Linked DNA regions of Mus musculus: region 1 is linked to region 2. A link is a loop called in an ENCODE intact Hi-C map of the cell type or tissue named here. Cell type or tissue: left cerebral cortex. All regions are shown on one strand.

What was found. Hi-C counts contacts between places; a loop is a spot of excess contacts. Peaks named below come from ENCODE experiments on the same cell type or tissue, not always from the same donor. Only the 100,000 strongest peaks of a DNase experiment are listed, where the experiment ranks them.
Region 1: a loop joins it to region 2, with 3 times the contacts of the local background. A loop is called at or near these places in 3 of 42 quality-filtered maps.

The regions. Positions count from the first base shown.
Region 1 is chr2:7,842,087-7,850,086 of GRCm38, reverse strand. No RefSeq gene overlaps it. Among named protein-coding and RNA genes, the nearest start is that of Gm30904, 500 kb to the left of the region's middle. In left cerebral cortex, no CTCF peak of the experiment used is centred here; DNase peaks (open chromatin) are centred at 2,424, 3,017, 4,297 and 4,812; H3K27ac peaks cover 3,065 bases.
Region 2 is chr2:8,022,652-8,030,651 of GRCm38, reverse strand. No RefSeq gene overlaps it. Among named protein-coding and RNA genes, the nearest start is that of Gm30904, 320 kb to the left of the region's middle. In left cerebral cortex, no CTCF peak of the experiment used is centred here; DNase peaks (open chromatin) are centred at 2,874, 3,283, 3,818, 7,126 and 3 more places; H3K27ac peaks cover 6,609 bases.

The sequences.
Region 1 (8,000 bases), 180 kb after region 2:
TTACTTATGAGTCCATAGAGTTACTGATCTTTCATATCCATCTATATAAACTGTGGATTCAGTCGCTAGTCATTTTAAGACAAGATGCATTAATTTCTATTTGTTCCTACCTCTGCTCTCTTTTCTAAGACTAGATTAGATATTTAACCTCAAGAGGTTAGGAAATGTGTCATAATGTTTGGTTGGGCTACACAACTAGAATATTCTTTTTCACATAATGACATCCTCAGTTAATCAATTATTAGACTGATTATTCTAGTTATTTGATAATTATCAATTGATCATTTTATAAAGATTTGCTTATTTTTATTGTGTACAAGAATTTGCCTGAATGTATGTATTGTACTACATATATGTCTGGCACCAGCAGAGGCCAAAAGATAACATCAGATACCCTGAAACTAGAGTTACATTCAGTTGTTCTCAATATGGCTGGGGATTAGACCTGATTCCACTGAAAGATCAGCAAGTGATCTTAATTACTGAATCCACTACTTAGTCATTGTGTGTTGATCTTAATAGCATAGAAGAACTTGTTGTTATCATTTTCGGAAACAAATTTTGTACACAGTTTTTATCTTTGCTGTACCAAGCTCACCCTTAAATATTTTCTGGAATAAGTAATTCTTAGGTTTGGTTTGGTTTTTGTTTGTGTGTATATGGTGTGTATGGGTGTGCATATGTGGGTGGGAGGCAGATATGTGGAGGCCAAAAGAGAACACCGAGTGTCCCCATCTAACACTGTACGCCTATTTCTCTAGAGATAGGGTCTCACTGAAATCCTGGTTCACTATTTTTACTAGACTTGCTTGCCAGTGAGCTCCTTCTATCTCATTCCCACCGTGCTATGGTGATAGGCACATGTAGGCATCCCCGACTTTCACCTCAGTACTGTTGATTCAAACTCAGGTTCTATTGCTTGCAGAGGCAGCTATTTACACATTAATCCATCCATCCAGTGTAGGGAAGAATTAAATATTACTAAATTTCAGTATGCTTGGCTGTACACAAAGATGTTTTCTCTTAATCTTTCTATTTCTTGAACTTTTTATAAAGATAGACTTATTTTTATTGTGTATAAGTGTTTGCTTGAGTGTATGTATTACACTATATATATATAGTGTCAGCAGAGGCCAAAAGAAGGCGTATGATACCCTAGGACTAGAGATACAGTAAGTTATTTCTTTGTTTTGTTTTGTTTTGGGTTTTGGTTGGTTTTGTTGTTGTTTTGTTTGTTTGCTTGCTTGCTTTGTGTTTTTCTCATTGAGCTAACTGGAATTTATATTTTAAATCTTGTTTTACATTAATATTTATGTTTTTTAAGTTTTCATATGTGAAAATAGTGAATTATGGTCTCATTACTCTTTACTCCCTCCCTCTAACTGCCCTTGAGATCCACCAAGCCATATTATTAATATCCCCCTAAATTAGCACTGATCATATATGATTGTGTGGAGTCTTTAACTGTGGCATGGACAACCGACAAGCAACCACATCCCCAAAGAAAAGTGACTCCCTGTCCCTTAACAATCACCAACCTCGGATAGCTCCTCAACTAGCGCTAAGATTCAACCCCTATCCACTGGAAAGGAAGCTCCTGTGACCAAGGTTATGAAGAGCACGAGTTCATGAGTATAAGCATAGGAGGTAAGAGGGCAGGCTTACAGCATGACTATTGCACTTTAAAATATTACCAAGAGTGCCCTGCTAAGGCCTATGACCTCCCCAGATGTGAACTTGTGACAGATGTAGTGACAGCTCCTGTGGAGCATCCTTGGAGGCACAGACACTTTACACTAACCCTCCGAACGCTTCTCTACATTTCTAACCGTAGCTTCCTCCTGTGCTTCAGTGCATTCTCTTTTAGTGTTATCAGCTTATAGTCTCCTACTCAGACCTCATTTGTAATGTCCTGCACATCTTTTAATTCCTGGTTCCCTGACAGTAATGATTATTTTTTCCAGCTCCTGATTGATGTTTTCAGCGCCCCTTTCATGTGGCATCTGCAGATGTTATTTTCTACTCATCCTTGGATCATTGAAGAAGATAGGACATAGCACAACCAAACAGACCTCGTGCTGAAATCTTTGCAGGCGCTCCGAGGTTTTCTCCATACATGAAGTGACAGCATCTTATTCATCATGTGTTCCTTTTCTTCCATTTATCATGTGGTGTGTGTGTGTGTGTGTGTGTGTGTGTGTGTGTGTGTGTGTGTGTATGTGTGTGTGTGTGTGTGTGTGTATGTGTGTGTGTGTATGTGTGTGTGTGTGTGTGTGTGTGTGTGTGTGCGCGTGCACGCACATATAGAGCTGATTCTGCTAGACTAGTGGCTCCCAGCTTGTTCCTGTCACTTTATCAGTCTAACACTATGCCACCATAGCTACCTTTTTAGTTGTTCTAAAAGTGCTGGTTTCTCTGCTTACATGGTTAGCAGTTTACTGACTGAGCCATCTGCCTAGCTTATTATGTTTGATTTGTCTTGAATATCTTACCAGTCTTTTAGTCATGAAGCAATATTCCTCTCTAGGCAAATGTGAATAGGAAACCCCTCAATCATTTCAAAGCAGTTGATTATCTTTATTCTAAGAGTTCAATACCCTCTTCACAATAGCCCACATTCCCTTTCGCCTGTCCTAGTACTACTTGATTCTTAGCTTGCACACAAATGCCCCAGTCCCTAGTTCTCTACTGATTTTGATTGCTGACTGTCAGAATTATTTTTTTTACCTTCAGGCCAATATGAAGGGAGACATTTTGTTTGTAGTTGGATTACCTGGTCAGTGAGTACATGGGGTATGCTCCAGTGCTTTCTGAATATCAGAAAAAAATATGGAGCCTTAAAATAAAATTGCACCTCTACAACTTATTGCCTTCCCAATCCTAGAAGACTTTTCAAAAATAATTGCCAGTGTTCCCGTAACTTCATTAGCTCTTCCCTTAACACTCAGTAAGTGCGTCACCCAGAGCTACAGACACGATACAATTCAGCAATTTGAGAGGAAATTGGGGCCAACTCCTCTGCAGTATCTGAGACTTTATGTTTTGCTTTCTTACCTTTCTGCCAAGTTCTGGCATTTCCACTTTCTTTTAGACTCCTCTACACAGGGACTTTTTTTCATACTTGGACTCAGCCTTCAAAACGCTGTCTCTTGGGCTTTCAAGTACCTTCAGACTGATATCTAACTTTCCCCTCTCTCCTAACGGAGTAAACACTTTTACCTTTCCAGCCATTGGCTTGTGTCTGCCAGCACAGTAAAGCAAGAAGGAGATTTTGGTATAGAAAATTATTGTAAAACACATCTGTCTCCATGATCAGCAGTGCAGGTAACTTCTCAGCAGATGATAGATAATGGGGAGTATCCCTTTTCAGTGTAGACATATGAAAGTAGCACGTGTTTGCTCAAGCAGTGAGTTTTCAAGTATTCCTTTCTAAAAGTTATCTTTTTTCTTGGAATGCATTTTTCTGTCTTTTAAATACATGATTATGAGTTATTTTCTCATAAAACCTGGATAATAGAAGAAAACAAACATTAATGAAGCACCTGCATAAGATTTTCTTTGTTAAATATTTTCAATTTTTTCTTTTATTTTTGACATTATAATATATAATTTCTCCCTTCCCTTTTCTCCCTCCATACCCACTTATAAACCCCTGCATTTTCTCTTTCAAGTTTATGGTCTCTTTTCTCATTAGTTGCTATTATGCGCATGTATGTGTAAACATACATATTTCTAAATATGAACTGCTCAGTCTGTATAATGTTCCTGGTATGTGTGTTTTCAGGGCTGACCACTGAACAATAGCTATTTAGACATATATTGCATATATTATCATGAGTTAAGTAGCATGTGGCTATAAATACTTTAAAGCTATCTGCCACAAACTGAATATACTCTTCTTACATACGGTATATTGTGATCAGTCTTTCCTCTGTCCTAACACGCCCTGGATGTTCCCATCTCTCTACCCACCCAGTTTCATGTTCTGTCTCTTACTCCTCCAACCCCTACTCTCAGACAACCTAAAAAACAAAAACAAAAGGCACATATTCAAAGCAAACAAGCAAAACAAAACAGATAGAGCATCTCAAAATGGAGTCTGTTATGTGTGGGCCAACTGTTCCTGGGTTTGAGACCTGCTGTAGAGTGTGATTGGCGTGACAAGTGATGCTTCAATGGAGAAAATTGATTTTCTATTTCCCAGCAGGTATCAATTGCAAATAGCTTGCTAGATATGAACGGGAATTTGTTTCTATCTATCTTCCATACTGGGATTTTATCTGATTTGAGCTTGTGCAGGTCTTGTGCCTGCTGTAACAGCCTCTGTGTGGTCATATGTACATCAGCTCTACTGTCTCTGGGAAATGCTGTTAGAATAACCTCTTTTTGGTTTTTGAGATTCTAATATAATTTCATTTTCTCCTTTACTTTCTCTAAACCCTCCCACATATACCAAGTACCTCCTACATATCTCTAAATATAATCTGTGCAGTATGTATATAATAAACTCTAAAGGTTAACATTCACATGGAAATTTTAAGACAGAATTTGTATTGTAATTTTATTGCGAAGCTTTCCATTATTTAATCCTGTAGGTGTCTAGAAATAGAAATATTGGTTCCTGGAAATCATTTGTTCATAACTTTATTTAATTCCTTTTCTTTAATAAAAAACATATCTTATATAGGACTGTCTGGAAAAACTAGAGCATAAAGCAGTATGTGAATACGTAAAGTCTTCATTCAGTGTTTTACTTAGAACATTGGAGATTGGATCCAATGCTTGCAGCATGCTAAGCACAGGTTCTCCCACTGAGCTACCAGATCTAGTGCATGGAGGGGTCGATTTAGCATAACATTTATAGTCTATCATCTCACATAAAAGCTCTTAGATAAATGAAAACCAAGTTGAGAATTTACAATTAAAATTTTAAGCAGAAGACATTTTTTATAAACTTGCTAAGTAACCTTCAAAATGTTAATAATGGCAGTGATTTAAATATGGATGCTTTTTTTTTATTACTCAGAGAAGCTGAACTTTCTTTCTTCATGTCTTACTGTTCCCAGCCTTTCAAATCTGCTGAGTGACAGTTTAAACACAGAATAGTCATAACAAAAGAAATCAACCTGCTATGTGTTAAGGTTAATTTAATTTAAAGTGATATTTTCCCAAATAATTTATTTTTTATAAACTTTATCAGACAAATTTGCAATTAGAAACTGTTACAAATAACTTATTTTTATTGAAGTAAGAATCATGAATGGCAAAAATAATTAGGTTCTTACACTAAGAGGAAGTATGGAGTTTCCTCCCATACCTTGTATAGACTAATTCTCTACAGCTGTGTAACACTAGCAGGCACATTGTTACAAGCAATAAAGCTACATGCTGACACATCATTACTATGCAAAGGTCAGAGTTCCATTAGGGACCACTGCTAGTGTTCTGTGCACTTCCACAAGTATACAATTATAAGTATTTACCATGTAGAAGAATCCTGCTGTCTTCCAGTTCTCCAATGTTCTACTTATTCCACACTGCCCTACTCTCTGGAAACCACCAATCTTTTGACAGCTTGAATCTTTCCATTTCGTTTCCAAAATGCTAAGAGATTGAATCATGTAGCATGTAGGGTTTTTTTAGATGGATATACTTCACTTAATGACACATATTTAAGTTTCCTGTATATCTTTTTATAGTTCATTACGTTTTAGTAGATGGGAAAATGCCCCAGTAGCTGGTTCGAAGTCAGTGCCCATAATCCCAAACTCCAGTTGGCTCAAGCCCCAGGCCTGCTATAACATTTGACCAGCATGACAGATCAAGTTTCGATGCAAATGCCTTAGAATAATCAGTATGGACCAGCTGTCCTTCATGCTATGGAGACCAGAGTCAGGCAAGCAACCTGTATCATGCCTCCTCACTGCCTGGCCAATCCCTTCATTCTCAGGCTCAATGATCATCTCGGTGCCAGTTCAGCCCTGTGCATCCAGGCTGCAGGCCATCTCTGATTGTGTAAATATCCTTCTAGAAATAACTTCTAGACCTATGACCTATTGCTACTACCTTCCAATCGTTAGACCCTTCTCATTAGATAGGTCCACTCTTCAGACTCTCATCCCAAGCCCAATCATCTACTTAAGAGGAAACCAGACTATCTACCTCCAAATCTCCAACACCGAGTCAACTTGTGCAGCATACACAAGAGCCTTCCCCAAATCTCCTCCTCAGTAGATATTGGAATGAAAAGTTGTCTAGACAAAGACAACTTGGAGAACTTGAATAAGTCCCTTCTTCAAATTCATGAACAACAAATAACTGTAAAGATCAAGATCCCAAAAAAAGGAGAGAGCCAAATGATCCAGGTCAGCCAGTAGTAGAAACCCTAAGGAAATGGATGAAAATAAACACAAATGGCCTCAGTGTGTGAAACTGAAGCAAGGAAGCACCTGGAAATATCTATGACACTGATCAATGCCACCGCATCTGGATCTGACTGCAAAAGTATAGACAACAAAATAATAATAGACTAAACAGCATGTCATAGTACTGAAAATTCTCAGCACAGAAAATGATGCAATGGGCAGAGTCAAGAGTCATCCCCCTGGGCTAGCAGAAAAATAGGTCAGTCCTACATATAATGAGGTTAATAGCACAAATATGTAAAAAAAAACGGACCCAACACTATAGTAACATATTTGGCAGACTGGTTAACAATGGGCACAACACTCTAGTAGGAATGTCTTGTAAATAATCAACTTACAAATAACCAAAAGAAAAAGGAAAATTGATCAGCTTTACTAATCCCAGGGAAATACAAATTAAAACTGCAATTGGGTTTTTATTACTACATCTCTATAGTACAGCTTGGAATCAGGGATGGTGATACCTCCAAAAGTTCTTTCATTGTTCAGGATTGTTTTACCTAGCTTGGTTTTTTGTTTGTTTGTTTGTTTGTTTGTTTGTTTGTTTTTGTTTTTCATATGAAGTTAATACTCTTCTTTCAAGGCCTGTAAAGAATTTTGATGGGGATTACACTACATATGTAGCTAGTTTTGGGTAAAATCCTAATTTTCACTTTGTTAATCCTACCTATTCATAATCATGGCAGACCTTTCCATCTTCTGATATCTTCTCCCATTTCTTTATTCAAAGACTTGAAGATTTTTTATCATACACTTGCTTTGTTAGAGTTACCACAAGATATTTTATATTATTTTGTGGCTTTCATGAAGGCTCTTTTCCCCAGGATTTCTTTCTTAAAAAAAAAAAAAAAAAAAGATTTATTTTATTTATGTAAGTACCCTGTAGATGTCAGACACACCAGAAGAAGAGGGCATTGGATCCCATTACAGATGGTTGTGAGCCACCATGTGGTGGCTGGGAATTGAACTCAGGACCTCTGAAAAAGCAGTTAACCTCTGAACTATCTCCACAGCCCATTCCCATGATTTCTTTCTCAGCACTTTTGTTGTTTGTATATAAGAGCGCTACTTGGGGGAGTGACCAAACAAAGACTGATCCAACTTGAAACCCATGCCATGAAAGGGGATCCCACATCTGATACAGTCTGGATAGCCAGAGACTGGATGCTGACTAGTTTAGAAACCTAGAATAGAACAAAACACAACTAGAAAAATAAATAAATAAAATGAAATAAAAACAAATAAATAAAACTTAATAGTCAATAAAATGACTCCTAATGATATTCTACTATACTTAGAGACCAGAGCCTAGCATAATCATCCTCAGAGAGGCCTCATGCAGCAACTGATTAAAAGTGATGAAGAGACCCACAGCCAAATGTTAGCCAGAGCTTGTGGACTCCTGTTGAACAGGGAGAGAAAAGATGAGTCAAGGACTCAACAGGAAAACATCTCACAATATCAACTAACCAGGACTCACAGGGGCTCACTGAGACTAAACCAATGAATAAAAAGGGAGCCTGTATGCGTCTGACCTAGGTCCTCTATGCATATGTTATGGTTGTATAGCTTTGT
Region 2 (8,000 bases):
TGTGTTTATAATCTGCCATGCCTTTTCTTCCCAAACAATACGCATGTTCTTTGCTGTGTAAATAACATTCTCTTCACATTTTCACCCTCTGGGGCAAACCAAGTATCCTCCTTTCATCATTTCTTCTTCTTAAAAATAGATGTTTTGTGTTCTTATTATACTGGCCCTTATTAGTGCTCTCTCTTAATTTGTGGTTCTGGAATTTTAAAAAATTCAGTATCTCTCTAGAGACTTGTTGACTTACAGTCTATTTCCTATCTCTTGCTTATTTTGTACACAAAGAACATTTTCTTACTGAGAATAAATGGCCTCCAGGGGTAACATAGCGTGTCTGAAGCTTTGTCCTCTCTATTGGATCGCCAAGATAGAATTTTGAAAGATGAGTGTCACCAGTGTCCCTAGGGACATTTGTGGACTGGCTCCTAGAAATGTATAGATCACTTGTGTCCCTTTGATATAGACATTTTGTTGTTGTTATACCTGTTTGTTATTATTTTTGTCTCTTTTGCAAATGAAGAAAGAAGTAGCAAAAAAACATTAAAAAAACCAAAAACAGAAATCAGAAAACAAAAAACAAAAACATCCTATGAATGACTTGAGTTCCCCTTCCCTTGAAATGAAGGCTACCTCACGATTGGGTCATGTTCTTTCCTGAGGAAAGACAGAGAGGCTTCAAGTGAAACAACAAGCGTCAAGCTGTGAAGCAGTGATGACCCATCTATCTGGAGGAGGAGTACTCACAGCCCTGGGGAGCTTATTTGGGTCTTAAGTTTGAACAGTTAAAGAACAAACCCCTCAGTGAGCTGGGCTAGGGACAGGGACAAATGAGTGTGGCAAGCAATTGGGACAAAAAGACAAACACATCGAGTTTTCTTTTAAGTTCCACGCAAATGCAGGAAGCCTTGCAAGAGATGTCAGAGTATAAGGATCTGAGGTGTTTTTCCTAAAGAGAATACTTTTCCATGTCTAAAGTCTTAAGTGTAAAAAAGAAAGTTGTCATTGAGGTACACTGTAGATTTTTCATTTCTTAAAAAAAAAAAAAAATCCCTCAAATTTGATTTGAGGACAAATTCAGCATTTTTTAAATTACTTATGTAGAAGAGGATATTTTAGATATTTTTCAGCTCCATTAAACATCAGCTCTGACTGAAAAAAAAAATATACGCCTAGGTGGGTGTTGATTAATGGTGCTAAGAACACTTTGTGTAGGATTTTATGCTAATTACCCTTTATACCCTCACCCGTGTCAATTTTAACAATCTAAATTAGCATTTTCTCCGAGGACTCAGAAATGTGAGAACTGGGAAATTGGCTCAGTAAAGCTGAGTTAGCAGTGAGAAAATTGAGATGTTCTATATTTCTGTATTAACATCTGCTGCTTGTTCAAAGCGTGATCCTTTCAAAATGATGAAGATATTGGGGAGAAAATGGAAAACAATGGAACAAAAAACTCATACTTCATAATTTTTTGTAAAAAATGCAGCATTTGACATTGCAATCAACCATTCTACGTAATAATGTCTGGAATAATGGAATTTTGGATATATAATGTTTGAAATTGATTACATTATTTCGGGTGTAAATATTTTAGCTTCTCTGTGACTTCAGCACCTGTATAATAGAACAAGCTCCCAGAGATATTTATTTATGAAAAATATCAAGCAAACTCCCAATAAAATTAACTTCCATTGTGTTTATTTCTGAACTTGTTCTAATGGGAAACAGGCATTTTCAGTTGATTCTTTGTAAAATGAAATGCCAAATATCATCACGAGGAATGATTTATGGAATTTGCGCACCTCACAATGGTGACTATAGGCTTAAGACAGTTAAAAGGAGGAAATAGGGTCTGGAGATATGGTTAAATTGCTAAGAGGACTTCTTGCCCTTCGAGAGGTTCCATGTTCACTTTCTAGCAACTATGTTAGTGGCTTACAAACACAAATTCAGGCATCCAATGTCCTCTTCTGGCCTCTGCAAACTGCATACATAAAGCATAAATTCACATAGATTCATACACATAAACACACATACACACATCTGAATTTTCTATATATTTTAAATTTTAAATATATAATATAAATATATATAACATATTTTAAAATTATATATATAATCAGATGTAGAAGTTGTTGCAAGCATAGAGGTACATAGCTATAATCCTACACTCAGGAGGAAGACAGGAAGATGACAAGTTGGGTGCTTGTCTGGGCTACAGAATAAGACCCTGTTTCCTCAAACACCAAGGACTGAGGAGGAAGCTCATTCAACATATACTGAAAGCTCTAGATTTAGGCCCCAGTAACACACATAGAAAGTCTGATATGGTGGTGTCTTAGTTAGGATTTCATTACTGTGAACAGACACCATGACCCAGGCAGCTCTTACAAAGGCAAACATTTAATTGTGGCTGGCTTAACAGTGTCAGAGAGTCATTCCATTATCACCACGGCAGAAAGCATGGCAGCACACAGGTAGTCATGGTGTCTGTTCACAGTAGATATAAAGTGCACAGCAATGGTCTTTTTTTGTCACTTTTTGTGTCTGTGTGTACCTATGAGCATGTATGTGTATGTTCACATAGGATGGGTACACACATATGAAGGCTCAAAGATTGATTTGGGTGTATTCTGTATTCTTGAGATTATCTTTTTTGAAACATGGTCTCAGTGGCCTGGAACTTTCTGAGTAGGTTAGATGAGTTGAATACCAAGTACCAGGGATCTATGTGTCTCTGCCTCCCCAGTACTAGATTTCAAATGCACTGCATTACACATGTGAGTTCTCACATAACTCAGTCCTCCTGCTTGTTGGCTCAGAAGTTTATTATGTTATTTCCTAACCCTTTTATCTGTTACATTATGGACTTTTTCTATACTGGTAAGCTGCCCAGTTCCTTGTCAGCACACACTCCAAGTGCTAAGATGCAGACAGTGCTACAACATGGTTAATTAAAGGCATTTTTTTCAGTTTCAGATAAAATTGCAATTGCTAGGCAGCCAGTGGTAAGCCATGTATAACTTTGTCATGTACCCATGTCAGTAAAACCTGAGCATCTTGATTAATGACTGTAGGGTCACTGCTGTACAGTGTCAAAATTCTTTGAATTCTTCTCTAAATTCAAAACCTATCCCTGCTGACTGTTAGGAGCAGAAACCGGGGATTATGCTAATTTGGATTATTAATTAGCTGTTCTATTTCCCCAGAATGCAAGGGATGACATCTATACCAACACGCCTGTCTATCCCTCCAATAGCAAGAAGAGACAGAAGAAAAGCTGCTTCCAATGCTAAAGTTAGGATACTGCAAAGGGCTCTGGAAAACAGGGCTAGGTCGTGGGAATTTCTTAGCGCATCCATGATTGTTCAGAACACTGATGATGGGGGTTCTGTATGCAGATGAAGTCTCGGAGGCGTGGCCAGTATTCAGCATTCTACCTCTAACAGTGCTGCCTTCTTTTCACTGCTTAGTTAGAAGTATCCACAATATTTATAACATCCTTCCTCCTGTCTGGGGATTTTATTATAAGACAACAGGGACTGGAAAAACTATGGTCATGTAAAAACAGTTAACACAAGACCTTTTCATTCATGTAGTTTTTCATGTGTTCTGTATATGCATGTGTGTGTGTGCATGTGTGTATGTGCATGTGTGTGTGTGTGTGTGTGTACTCATATTTGCTCACGTGTGCACATACCTGTGGAGGCTGACGTTAATACTAGGCATCTTCTTGGATCGTGCTCCACTTTATACTCAGGCACAATCTCATCCGGAACCCGGTTGCCTAGGTAACCAGACATCTTCTGTCTTTGCTTCTTCAGTGAAATTATAGGTAGCCACCACAACTACATAGCTGTTAAGTGGGTTCTAGAGTTCCGAAGCTCAGTCTTCCTGCATGGCGAAACCTCTATCCACCGTGTCGTCTCCATAATCCTCATGACCAAGTTTACAACCTGCCTCAGTATTTAAGAGTGTGGGAGCACCTGGAACTTTGACGACCACAGTTCTATGATGCTATAATTCATGAGCTTTGGCCCTATATAATTTTCATTATCTTTGCCTCGGCATAGGAAGATTTTTGTAAACAGAAGCTTTACTCATTCAAATAATGCCAATTTCCCCAAAGTTGTCTCTGTATTTCAGAGTGTCTCATAAGTTTGGCAGACTGTACTGTTATACTGAGGCCATTGCTATAGTAGCATTGTTCTGTTTTATGTGTTCGATCCTATTTTCAGATTTTATTTTTATTTCAAAGTTCACCACCAAATGAATGCTCAGAAGACATTGATATCAGGTACTTTAAACATGAAAACACTAACAGGCTATTACGTAGCACATTAATACCACAGATTTCGCACAAAATTTCTGGTGAAAATAAAAATGTCATCATTTTTTGACAACATATGTTACTAACCTCAGTATTTCTATTTACCAATCAATGCAGCTTGAACTTGTCATTGCAATCTGAAACCAACCTGAAAGTTAGGAAAAATCTTACTTTTCCACAATGGTAATCACACTGAAAAGGTGTCCATAATGATAATAATTTGCATAATTTACATCATATTGTAATACATTTTTATAATTCAAAATGTTCATATTTAATGCTGATAATATACCCTATCCTAAGGTCATAGGGAATTTTTACTAATTCTCTAAGTAGAAAATATGCATAATTTATTTAACCATTTTCCTAAAATGTTAAGAATTTTGAAATCCAGCAACAATGGCTCCAAATCCTGATTATGCTGCTCAGGTTGGTAATAGTACCTGAGCTAACACAGACTCAGTCTCTTATAACTTCACTGTCACCATGTGTCATATGAGACATGTGTTAATATGATTAAAGGGAATGGTGGGAATGGAAAGAAACCTAAAACTCTAATGCTGTCCTTGGCCCACAAATCTATTCTCTTCCTTGAGTCTCACTTCTAACTCATGCACACCTGTCTTCCTTTAGTGACATTATCCAAGCTTGGCAAACAAGATTCTGCTTCCCCATTTTTAGGGGGTGGTCCTTTTTTTATATTGAGCCCACTATAGGTACTTCATTCAGTCTGTTATTTAAGCACATTTATTCTACTGATGTGTACTGACACCATTTAGAACTGGACAAAATGCTTTCGCCTCTGGCCATGATCTCTGAAGCCTCCTAGACTTCTTACCATTCTTCTTTCAGCAATTTATGTCTGAATTACTTAGGGTTTTACTGAACAGACACTATGACCAAGGCAACTCTTAAAACGACAACATTTAATTGGGCCGGCTTACAGGTTCAGAGATTCAGTCTATTATCATCAAGGCAGGAACATGGCAGCATCCAGGCAGGTATGGGACAGGAGAAGGTGAGAGTTCTACATCTACATTTTTTTTATTAGATATTTTCTTTATTTACATTTCAAATGCTATCCTGAAAGTTCCTTATACCCTCCTCCCGCCCTGCTCCCCTACCCACTCCCACTTCTTGGCCCTGGAGTTCCCCTGTACTGGGGCATATAAAGTTTGCAAGGCCAAGGGGCCTCTCTTCCCAATGATGGCCGACTAGGCCATCTTCTGCTACATATGTAGCTAAAGACAAAAGCTCTGGGGGTACCGGTTAGTTCATATTGTTGTTCCACCTATAGGGTTGCAGACCCCTTCAGCTCCTTGGGTACTTTCTCTAGCTCCTCCATTGGGGGCCCTGTGTTCCACCCAATTGCTGACTGTGAGCATCCACTTCTGTGTTTGCCAGACACTGGCATAGCCTCACAAGAGACAGCTATATCAGTGTCCTTTCAGCAAAATCTTGATGGCATATGTAATAGTGTCTGCATTTAGTGGATGATTATGGGATGGACTCGTGGGTGGGGTAGTCTCTGGATGGTCCATCCTTTTGTCATAGCTCCAAACTTTGTCTCTGTAACTCCTTCCATGGGTATTTTGTTCCTTATTCTAAGGAGGAATGAAGTATCCACACATTGGTCTTCCTTCTTACCGGAAGATCCAGCAATACCCAGAAGATGTTCCAACAGTTACTAAGGACACATGCTCCACTATATTCATAGCAGCCTTATTTATAATAGCCAGAAGCTGGATAGAACCCAGATGTCCCTCAACAGAGGAATGGATACAGAAAATGTGGTACATTTACACAATGGAGTACTACTCAGCTGTTAAAAACAATGAATTTATGAAATTCTTGGGCAAATGGATGTATCTGGAGGATATCATCCTGTGTGAGGTAACACAATCACAAAAGAAGTCACTTGATACGTACTCACTGATAAGTGGATATTAGCCCAGAAACTTAGAACACCCAAGATACAATTTGCAAAACACAAGAAAATCAAGAAGAGGGAAGACCAAGGTGTGGATACTTCTACATCTTCATCTTAAAGCTACTAGAATACTGGCTTCAAGACAGGTAGGAATAGGGTATTAAAGCTCACATCCACAGTGACGGCCACACCTCCTCCAACAAGGCCACACCTCCTCCAACAAGGCCACACCTCCTAACAGTGCCACTCCCTGGCCTAAGCATATACAAACTATTACAATGCCCAAACATTTAATAGGAACTATGCAAAGGTGCTAGTTCTGTCTTTATTTCCTCCCAAGTAGAAATGGATCTGACGAACTACACTTGCGAATATCACATCTATGCATTTCTCCTCTTGTTTTCTGTAGTTGCTGTCTTAATCCAGACAGAGAACTTAGCTTCACTAGCTACCACCTTGACACCACAACAGCCCATCCACAGACACGTTAAGAATATTCTAATCAAGCTGAACTTTGTACGAAGCAAATATAGCTATGTTTTGTTCCTCCTTGGCTTTAATTAATTTATAAATAATGTTTGTATTTCTTTATTCCGTGTATGTGTGTGTGTGTGTATGTGTGTGCATCACATTGTTTATGTAGAGGCTCTAGGAAAATTTTGGGGAGTCTGTTTCCTGTTCCAAATTCACAATTTGTTTTTGAGGCAGTCTCTCTTATTATAGCTGTCGCTACCCTGGGTACTTTGAACTAGATGTATTGGGATCTGCAGCCTGGTTATTCTGTCTCCACATTCCTTCTCTGTGTGAGATTACAGATTCACAACACTACCCACAACATTGATGTGGTGTCTGGTTTCCGGAGATGGAGTACACTGCCATGCTTGCCCAGTAAGAACTTCTTACCTACTGAGCTATTCTCTAAGACTTTAGTTCACGTTTAAATATATTCATTGTTGGGTTAGAACTGCATTTCCTGTGCCACTTATTCCAACTCCACACCGTATTTTGTTCATGTGTTTTGCTTTGCTTAGAAAATGAATTCTCCCTGCTTGGGCTTTGTAATTTTAATATGCATTTAAAGTTAGCTCAGATTCTCTAAAGAAACCTTGTGGGTACTCCCAAGGCTGAATTCTGCTCTTTGAAAAAGAGAAGAAAGGAAGGAAGAAAGGAAGGGAGGGAGGGAGGGAGGGAGGGAGGGAGGGAGGGAGGGAGAGAGGGAGGAAGGAAGGAAGGAAGGAAGGAAGGAAGGAAGGAAGGAAGGAAGGAAGGAAGGAAGGAAGGACTTACTGTGAAGAACAAGAACATTTTGAAGGAAGCATCTGCTCCTGAAGCAATTTTAATTTCTCAAGCTCTTTCACACTGTAGGGACTGTGACTTGAAAGAAGAGATGATGGCAGAATGAATGAATGAACTTGGTACCCTTCTATCATGGCCTTAGCAAACTAGTACACACGTTATCATCTGTCTTTCGTTATTGCTTAGGGGCTGCTAGGTATTCCAATAGTAATGAGTCTGGCCCCTGTCCATTCTTTCATTAAAATAAACACAGGCTTCCAGCCAAACCTGACTTTAATCTTTAAAATCTCTGCCTTCAGACTAAACTTTTGCCCTCTCTCCAAGCCAGAAAAAAACTTCAATCATCTTGCTTTTATTTTGAGGAAGGATCGTTTCTCATATGTAAAGATTTCCAAAGTGCAAGGATCTTATTAAAAATTAGGTCATAGACTTAAATGGGAATTTACT